2 separate regions of the Homo sapiens genome follow, and region 1 is linked to region 2. The links are chromatin contacts, found by Hi-C or POLR2A ChIA-PET in ENCODE. All regions are on one chromosome and are shown on one strand. The core of a region is the stretch at or near the end of the contact, and the rest is flanking DNA. Distances in the headings are between cores, read along the strand shown.

Region 1 (4,165 bases), core at 726-3,225, 610 kb after region 2:
TTTTAACCCTACAAGGAAAGTAACTTTGAAATGATCAATTTGCAGGGCCGGGTGCGGTGGCTCATGGCTGTAATCACAGCACTTTGGGAGGCCCAGGCGGGAAAATCACTTGAGATCAGGAGTTCAAGACTAGTCTGGCCAACATGGCAAAACCCTGTCTCTACTAGAAATACAAAAATTAGCCGGGCATGGTGGTGCACGCCTGTGATCCAGGTACTAGGGAGGCTGACACACAAGAATCACTTTAACTCAGGAGATGGAAGTTGAGATCGCACCAGGACACTCCAGCCTGGACGACAGAGTAAGACTGTCTCAAAAAAAAAAAGAAAAAAAAAAGGACGATCAATTTGCTTTTTGTTCAAATCTCTTTCTGCATTCTTTAGCCCCTTTTCTGCCTATGAAGCTAACCTTGTCTGCTCAGCTCATTGGAACATTCAATCTTATAGAATGAGATGCTGCCTGATTCTAGAATTGTAAACAAAAGCCAATTAGATCTTTAAGCTAAATCTTAATTTTGTAATTTTGTCTTTAGACAGTCTCTTTTTTGTGGTCCTGCAGTTGTGGCAGTTATGTAGTTATCTGCATGCATCAGAATATTACAATATTTTCATCCTCATCTTTAATTTCTACTTTTCATATTTTTAAAATGTAGACATTCAAGTTTATTTATTTATTTATTAAAACCATTTTGTAGGCCGGGCACGGTGGCTCACGCCTGTAATCCCAGCACTTTGGGAGGCCCAGGCAGGCGGATCACGAGGCCAGGAGATCGAGACCATCCTGGCTAACACGGTGAAACCCCGTCTCTACTAAAAATACAAAAAATTAGCCGGGCGTGGTAGCGGGCGCCTGTAGTCCCAGCTACTTGGGAGGCTGAGGCAGGAGAATGGCGTGAACCCGGGAGGCGGAGCTTGCAGTGAGCCGAGATGGCGCCACCGCACTCCAGCCTGGGCAACAGAGCGAGACTCCGTCTCAAAAAAAAAAAAACAAAACCATTTTGTAGAGACAAGGTCTCCACTGTGTTGCCCAGGTGGGTCTTGAACTCCTTGCCTCAAGTAATCCTCCCATCTTGGCCTCCCAAAGCAGTGGGATTACAGGGGCATGCCACCCCACCCTCTCCAAGACATTGAATTTTATTTATTTTTTTTTTTGAGACGGAGTTTCGCTCTCGTTGCCCAGGCTGGAGTGCAATGGCACGATCTTGGCTCACCACAACCTCCACCTTCTGGGTTCAAGCGATTCTCCTGCCTTAGTCTCCCGGGTAGCTGCGATTACAGGCTGCACCACCACACCCAGCTAATTTTGTATTTTTAGTAGAGACAGGGTTTCTCTGTTGGTAAGGCTGGTCTCGAACTCCCGACCTCAGGTGATCCTCCTGCCTCGGCCTACCAAAGTGCTGGGATTACAGGCGTGAGCCACTGAGCCCAGACGAATTTTTTTTTTTAAAAGGCAAGGTCTAGCTCTGTTGCCCAGGCTGGACTGCAGTGGCAAGAACATGGCCAACTGCAGCCTTGACCTCTCAGGCTCAAGCAATTCTCCCACCTCAGCCCCCCAACTACCTGGGCCTACAGACATGTGCCACCATGCCTCGCTAATTAAAAAAAAATTTTTTTTGTAGAGACAGTGTCTCCCTATGTTGCCCAGGCTGGTCTCAAACTCCTGGCCTCAAGTGATCCGTCTCAGCCTCCCAAAGTGCTGGGACTACAGGCGTAAGCCACCGCTCCCGGCCAACATTTAAATTTTTGAATATTTTTTCTGTTCCCTTAGGGTTTACCAAGCACATTTATCGACAAGCCTCCTCAGGAAATTGCCCAAAATAGCCACATGTGGCAAGCCTCATTGACAGGCCAAAAGCCTCAGTCAACATGGCCGCGACCGGCTTCCATTGCCCTTCACTGCCCGCAGTAAGGATGGCTCCGGTGACTTCCTTCGAACCTCACATTTCCCATAAAAAAGATGGCGCCATTGCTTCCGCGTTCCGGTTGCGGATGGTGAGTGTGTCGGGGGGCTTGGCGGCTTTTCTCCTCAGTTTTCTGGAGTGCTTTGGAGGAGAGGTAAGCGCGGGATGGGATGGGGGGGGGTTGGAGTGGTGGGGGCGGGGGTCACAGCAATGCATCTGATCGTTCTCTCTCAATTAGGAAGTTATGGAGGCTTTCCTAGGCATGTCAGGATTTCCTGCTAGCTCCCCGCCCCTTCCGCCCCAACACACGGTGTCTGCAGCCTGTGCTTTGGGGAATTTTGGGAATTTGTGGATAGTGAGTATGGATAAGCTTCGGTTTTGTTGTTTTTTTTTAAATTTTTTCAGTGACCTGCCACTTCAGGAGGTTCTGCTAAAAAACCAACAAACAAAAAAACAGCTTTCTTGGGAAATTTCTATTCACCTACTAAGTAAAATTTGCCCATTTAAAGCGTAAAAAAAAATCAAGCCTAGCATAGTGGCATTCGCCTGTAGTTCCAGCTGCTCAGGAGACTGAGGTGGGAGAATCGCTTGTGCCCCGGAGTTCCAGGCTGCAGTGAGCCCAGATCGCGCCACTGCACTCCAGCCTGGAAGACAGAGCAAGACAACGTACCCAAAAATAAATAATAAAGGGTAACATTAAGGGTTTTTTTGTTGTTGTTGACAGAATTGTGCATCTATTACTGTGATCTCATTTTAGAATACTTTCATCACTCCAAAGAAAAATCCTGCCTCCAGTAGCAGTCATTCTACATTCACCACGTCCACTCCGCCTCAAGTCCTAGACAATTGCTAGTATACTTTCTGTCTGTATAGCCTTGCCAATTCGCACGTTTGATATAAATGAAATCATACAGTGCAGCTGGCTTCTTTCATTAAGTATAATGTCAATGTTTTTGTGACTAGCTTCTTTCATGACTTTTGTTCTTTTTTTAAACGGAGTCTCATGACTCTCACTCTGTAGCCCAGGCTGGAGTATAGTGGCACGATCTTGGCTCACTGCAACCTCTGCTGCCCAGGTTCAAGCTAGTCTCCTGCCTGAGCCTCCCGAGTAGCTGGGACTACAGGCGCCTGCCACCACGTTCGACTAATTTTTGTATTTTTAGTAGAGACGAGGTTTCACCATCTTGGCCAGGCTGGTCTTGAACTCCTCAGCTCTTGATCAACCTGCCTCAGCCTCTCAAAGTGCTGAGATTACAGGTGTGAGCCACCACGCCCGGCTATCTTCTTATACTATGTATAATATTTTCAAAGCTTGTCTTTGTATCATGTGTCAGACTGTTAGCAAATAAATAAAACTCTGTAAACTATTTTAAAGCGGTTTATTCTGAGCCAGTATGATTGACCATCGCCCAGAGAGAAAACACAAACCCAAAAAGTCTTTAGTAAGTGATCCCGAGGCAGTTGGGTTATAGTTTGTTTTTTTTACATTTTAGGGAGACAGGAGTTAACAGGCAAAGACATAAATCAATACATGGAAGGTATACATTGGTTAGACCCAAAAAGGTGGATATGTCCAAGGGTGGTCTTAGAAGTCTTAGGTGGATTTTAGGGATTCTTTAGCTGACAGTTGCTTGAGAGAGTTAAGCTTTGTCTAAAGACTTGAAGTCAGTAGAAAAGAATGCTTGAACTAAGATAAGGGAGTTGTGTGGTTCAAGGTCCTTGTTACGTAGATGAAGTGTGAGTAGCAGCCTCAGAGAATAGATGGGCTAGGTGCCATGACTAGAGATGGGCTGGGCTCCATGGCTCACACCTGTAATCTCAACGCTTTGTGAGGCCGTGGCAGGCAGATCACTTGAGGTCAGGAGTTCAAGACCAGCCTGGCCAACATGATGAAACACCATCTCTACGAAAAATAAAAAAATTAGCCAGGCACGGTGGCGTGCGCCTGTAATCCCAGCTACTTGGAAGGCTGAGACACAAGAATTGCTTGAACCCAGGAGACAAAGGTTGCAGTGAGCTGAGATCGCACTACTGCACTCTAGCCTGGATGACAGAGTGAGACTCCATCTCAAAAAAAAAAAAAACAAAAAAGAGAGAATAGATGGTAAATGTCTCTTTTTGGAAATTTAGGTGTCAGAATTAATCTTTCCTGGATCTGGGAAAGGCCTAGAAAAGGAAATCCTGGCTGCATTAATGGAGATTCTCTACAGATGCAAATTTCTGTTACAAAAGACAGCTTTGTAGCTTTGTAGGGCCATTTTAAAA
Region 2 (4,715 bases), core at 2,072-4,571:
GCCCAACTAATATTTTTATTTTTAGTAGAGACAAAGTTTCACCATGTTGGTCAGGCTGGTCTCAAACTCCTGACCTCAGGTGATCCACCCGCCTTGGCCTCCTGAAGTGCTGGGATTACAGGCGTGAGCCACCGCGCCCGGCCTCTTTTTGGTTTATTTTCTTGTGGAATTTTTCAGTACTCCGAATCACAGGCTTTAACTGTAGAAGGACCACTGAACACTGTTGTATGCAATTACCTTCTTTTATAATTAAAAATGGTTTTCAATAGACTTTGAGATTGAACTACTCAAATAAAATATTAAAGAACTATAACTACTTCAGGTATAAGAGAAATGCTTAATTTTTTTCAAGAAAATTTTTTTATGTTGAGAAATAATTTAGGAATTAAAAAAATCAGTAAACCTTAACTATGATTCCCAGGCTTAACAGGGAGAGGAGGTGAAAGATTATTTTCTCATATAACCAATTATTTTATGTTTCTTATTTTTGTTGCTCAAACAGTATGATTTTATTTTAAAAACTCAATTACTGCATGATTTTTGACTATTTAAAATTAGTTTTTCCAAAATCTATTTTTAAAAAATGTTTTGTGTTTGCCCAGGTTAACATGGTATTTCATTAGAAGAATTTTTATCGGCCGGGCGCGGTGGCTCACGCCTGTAATCCCAGCACTTTGGGAGGCTGAGGCGGGCGGATCACGAGGTCAGGACATTGAGACCATCCTGGCTAAGACGGCAAAACCCCTTCTCTACTACAAAAAAAAAAAAAAATTAGCTGGGTGTGGTGGCGCCCGTAGTCCCAGCTACTCAGGAGGCTGAGGAGAATGGCGTGATGGCGTGAACCCGGGAGGCGGAGCTTGCAGTGAGCCGAGATCCCACCACTGCACTCCAGCCAGGAGGACAGAGCGAGACTTCATCTCAAAAAAAAAGAATTTTTATCATCTTTAAAAAATGTTAAATTGCTCTCCTTGGTTGTTAGGACTAGAAGGGACTTTAAAGGTGTTTTTTATTTTTAGGAACAGGGTCTCACCTTGTTGCCCAGGCTGGAGTGTAGTGGCACAGTCATAGCTCACTACAGCTTTAAACTCCTGAGCTCAAGCCATCCTCCTACCTCAGTCTCCTGAGTAGCTCAGGACTACAGGCCTGAGCCATGGCACCCGGCTTGAGGTAGTTATTTTATAGAAGAGGATGCCACAGCTCAGAGAGTTTAAGTTATTAGCTCAAGATGACTTAGTTGGTTAGATACAGAATGGTTCGTATTATGAAGGTCTTCTATTTATTTATTTTTTGAGACGAAGTTTCGCTGTTGTTGGCCCAGGCTGGAGTGTAATGGTATAATCTCAGCTGACCGCAACCTCTGCCTCCTGGGTTCAAGCAATTCTCCTGCCTCAGCCTCCTGAGTAACTGGGATTACGGGCATGCCACCACGCCCAGCTAATTTTGTATTTTTAGTAGAGATGGGGTTTCTCCATGTTGGTCAGGCTGGTCTCGAACTCCTGACCTCAGGTGATACTCCCGCCTTGGCCTACCAAAGTGATGGGATTACAGGCGTGAGCCACCGCGCCTGGCCTATGAAGGTCTTCTAATTCCCGGTTGTTGTTTTTTATTTTTTTCTCATAGAATTAATTTACAGACTTTAAAAGCTTCTTTATTGATTAACATTGATAGATATGATACCCAAATGTTACCTATTTTTCTTATTTGGCTACAAAATCAAAAAAATACTATATAAATCTTTCAAAATGTTAAATGTTAAAAAGGTCTCAGAGTAAATGTGGAGACTCTTTGCAGAAAAAAATGTATGTGTTTTATAGAGAAAGTTGATTAGTTTCAGTTTTCCTGGTTATCGGATGACTGTGATTTAGACATTTGTGAGCACTTTCCTGGGAGTGGCCACTCTGGTATCCTTGAAAGGCACTCCCGGCGCAGTGCTTGAAGACCACAAGGCGCCTTACCCAGGCAGTGGGTGAGGGTGCTTGGAAGAAATGCTTTCCAGTTAATGACTGTTAGCATGAGAACCATTTGTTCTAGTAATAAGCAGTCATTCAGTATTCAACGCTTCTCTTTAGAACATTCACTGACTGTAGGGTCTGCTATGGACGGTGTCTGTATTTCTGAGAGGGGCTGGTGTTATCAGTGTTCATAAGGATATTATTCAGAATTTTATTGCCTGTTTTGACTCCACATAATCAATTTTTTCCCTACTGATTTAAAGAAATAATACAATCTTTTTTAAATCAATAATATTTAAGAGTTTTATTTTTATTTATCTATTTATTTTTTGAGATGGAGTTTCTCTCTTGTTGCCCAGGCTGGAGTCCAATGGCGTGATCTCAGCTCACTGCAACCTCTGCCTCCCGAGTTCAAGTGATTCTCCTGCCTCAGCCTCCCGAGTAGCTGGGATTACAGGCGCCCACCATCACACCCAGCTAATTTTTATATTTTTAGTAGAGACAGGGTTTCACCATGTTGGCCAGGCTGGTCTCAAATTCCTGACTTCAGGTGATCTGCCTGCCTTGGCCTTCTACAATGCTGGGATTACAGGCATGAGCCACCGTACCCAGCCGACTGCATATTTAAATTGGTAAGGTAGAAAATGAGCATGAGAGTCTAACAGCTGATGGATATGGGAACATAATACTTGATAAAATCATTCAGAATATGTTTGATAAACAAGAAGATTGTATAAAACCTGCACTGTCCTACTAATGTAAAGCATTTCTCCTCCCTCACTTTATTCTCAACCTTACAACTGCCAGAAATTATATAATCTTGAATATATTTGAGAAACTCTTTTTAAAATGAATCTTGTAACTAATTTCTTTTTTGAATTTATATATATAAATATATACATACTTATTTTATAATAGAGACAGGGTCTTAAAATGTTGACCATTGAACTCCTGGGTTCAAGCGATCTTCTCGCCTCGGCCTCTCAAAGGGCTGGTACAGCGTGAGCCACCGTGCCCGGCCATTGTAACTAATTTCACAGGGCAGATAATCATCCTTTAAACTGTTTGAAAAGATTTGAGTGTTACTGTTTCTGGTTTTCACACTTTTCCATCTTTTCTAGGATCCACGTAGGTGGAGGAGATTCCTCTCCACAGTTTGTTAAGCTACATTCTATGTTGTTAAGGTCTCCCAGCCCTTCTGGACTGGCACTAGAGGCTGTTGGGGGTGAAAAAGTACAGCTGTTTGTGTGTCATACTGCCTCTGGTTCAGAAAAGAGACGGACACTGACTCTTCACTATTAATTTTGCCAAAGTCTCCTTGAAAGAATGCTAATTTGTTCCTGGCACTGGGCAGGGTTCCTGCCTTCCAAGTCTTGTCATGTGGTGGTTACTTGGCTGGGGTAATAGTGAGGCACCCCCTCCCCACCCCCACGTATGGTCCCCACCGGGCAGCTTCCTATGCCAGTCACTGATATTTGTTCTCATGTTGTTTGCCCCAACAGTAGGGATGGCATTGAGCCCACTAAGTTGACTGACCTTTTGAAGAAAGTTAAACTTTATGGTGTTATTTTGAGTAGGCAGTCTGTGGTGCAGAATTTGTAGGCAGCAAAGGGTATTCTGTGAAGTTTCCTTTCTCCCGCCTGCCTCTCCCCAGGGACAGCCTCATGCCACACTGTGGTTCTCATGAGCACTGCTGTCTGTGTGGAAGGACCTGACCTGTCCTACCAAAGTCAGACATCTTTTTGATTTGTTGTCTTTGGCAGAAGCTCCTTTGTATTAAGGTCTCCATAGGGCCAGCTTGGGGCTTCTCTGTAAAGACTTTGCTGAGGTTTTGAGAGTTCCTGGGACTTGGGATTTACGGGCAACACTCTCTGCCCCTGGGTCTCTGATGTGGAGAGGATGTCTGCCATTGACACCGAACCCCTGAGTGGGCAACTCTCAGAGCCATATCTCCACAGTCCATGCCTGGCTAGTCCTGTGGTTTCAGTGGTCTACAAGACATTCCTAGGTGCATGCCCTTCAGTCCACACAAACTGACTTTGTCTCAAATCTGAATTCTCTCATTCTACTCTTACCACCCTCCTTCAGTTTCTTTCTTCTGCGATAAAATCCCAGATGACTCGGTTACTCAGGCTTGAAATCTCCTATTCCTTTGTTCCCGTGCCCAGGGCAGGATGCAGATTCTAACCAGGTGTGACTTGGAATCCTTATCTGTTTGTTGTTTGTTGTCTGTTTGTTGCTCTTGGAGACTTCAACATTTCAGGACTGCAGTATTGTAAATGCCTGCAGTATCCTAAATCCGAATTCCTTACCTCTCCTGGAATCCTTATCTGTCTTTTACTCTTTGAGATTTCCCAAATTTCAGGATTTATTGCTTGCCTTATTGTAAACCCTGTGAATTGAGCTCCCTCCTGTTAGGATTTGCTCTAGGTCCCTCCTAATCCATCTTGTTCTTTGTATCTTTCAGGAGTTCTGAAACTGCCCTAATAATTATTGGGGGGGTGGGGTGGAGTGATAGAATTCTGGCTCTTTTTCATAATGCTTAAACTTTAAGATCCTTTGTAGTCTTCTGTCTCTCATTTCCTTCCAATTCTTGTTTTAGGTTCAGGGGATACATGTGCAGGTTTGGTACACGGGCAAATTGCACATTGCTGAGGTTTGGTGTACAAATGATTTTGTCACCTAGGTAGTGAGCATAGTACTAGATGGGTAGTTTTTCAATCCTCACCAGCCTCCCACTCTCCACCCTCAAGCCCTGGTGTC

The links. A loop is a pair of places that touch in the nucleus more often than their neighbours do. ChIA-PET counts read pairs that join two places held with the same protein, here RNA polymerase II (POLR2A). Pooled maps may share reads with other maps.
Region 1: a loop to region 2 is called in a pooled map, with 4 times the contacts of the local background. The contact joins the promoter of SHLD1 here to the enhancer-like site in region 2. A Hi-C loop is called at or near these places in 2 of 168 maps with a recorded cell type or tissue (chondrocyte and gastrocnemius medialis), 7 of 37 single-sample maps with no recorded cell type and 14 of 50 pooled maps. POLR2A ChIA-PET finds 5 or more read pairs at or near these places in 1 of 52 experiments (AG04450).

What each region holds. Positions count from the first base shown.
Region 1 is chr20:5,748,426-5,752,590 of GRCh38, forward strand. SHLD1 (shieldin complex subunit 1) reads left to right here and starts at 1,976. Exons shown (of 3, transcript NM_152504.4): 1 at 1,976-2,054. RefSeq lists an enhancer at 1,802-1,851.
Region 2 is chr20:5,132,255-5,136,969 of GRCh38, forward strand. The region is part of intron 1 of CDS2 (CDP-diacylglycerol synthase 2); the gene reads left to right. Among named protein-coding and RNA genes, the nearest start is that of CDS2, 7.6 kb to the left of the region's middle. RefSeq lists enhancers at 315-816, 817-1,316. Within about 2 kb of position 3,322, at least 7 of the 41 ENCODE cell types and tissues checked have a DNase peak (open chromatin) inside an H3K27ac peak, as active enhancers do.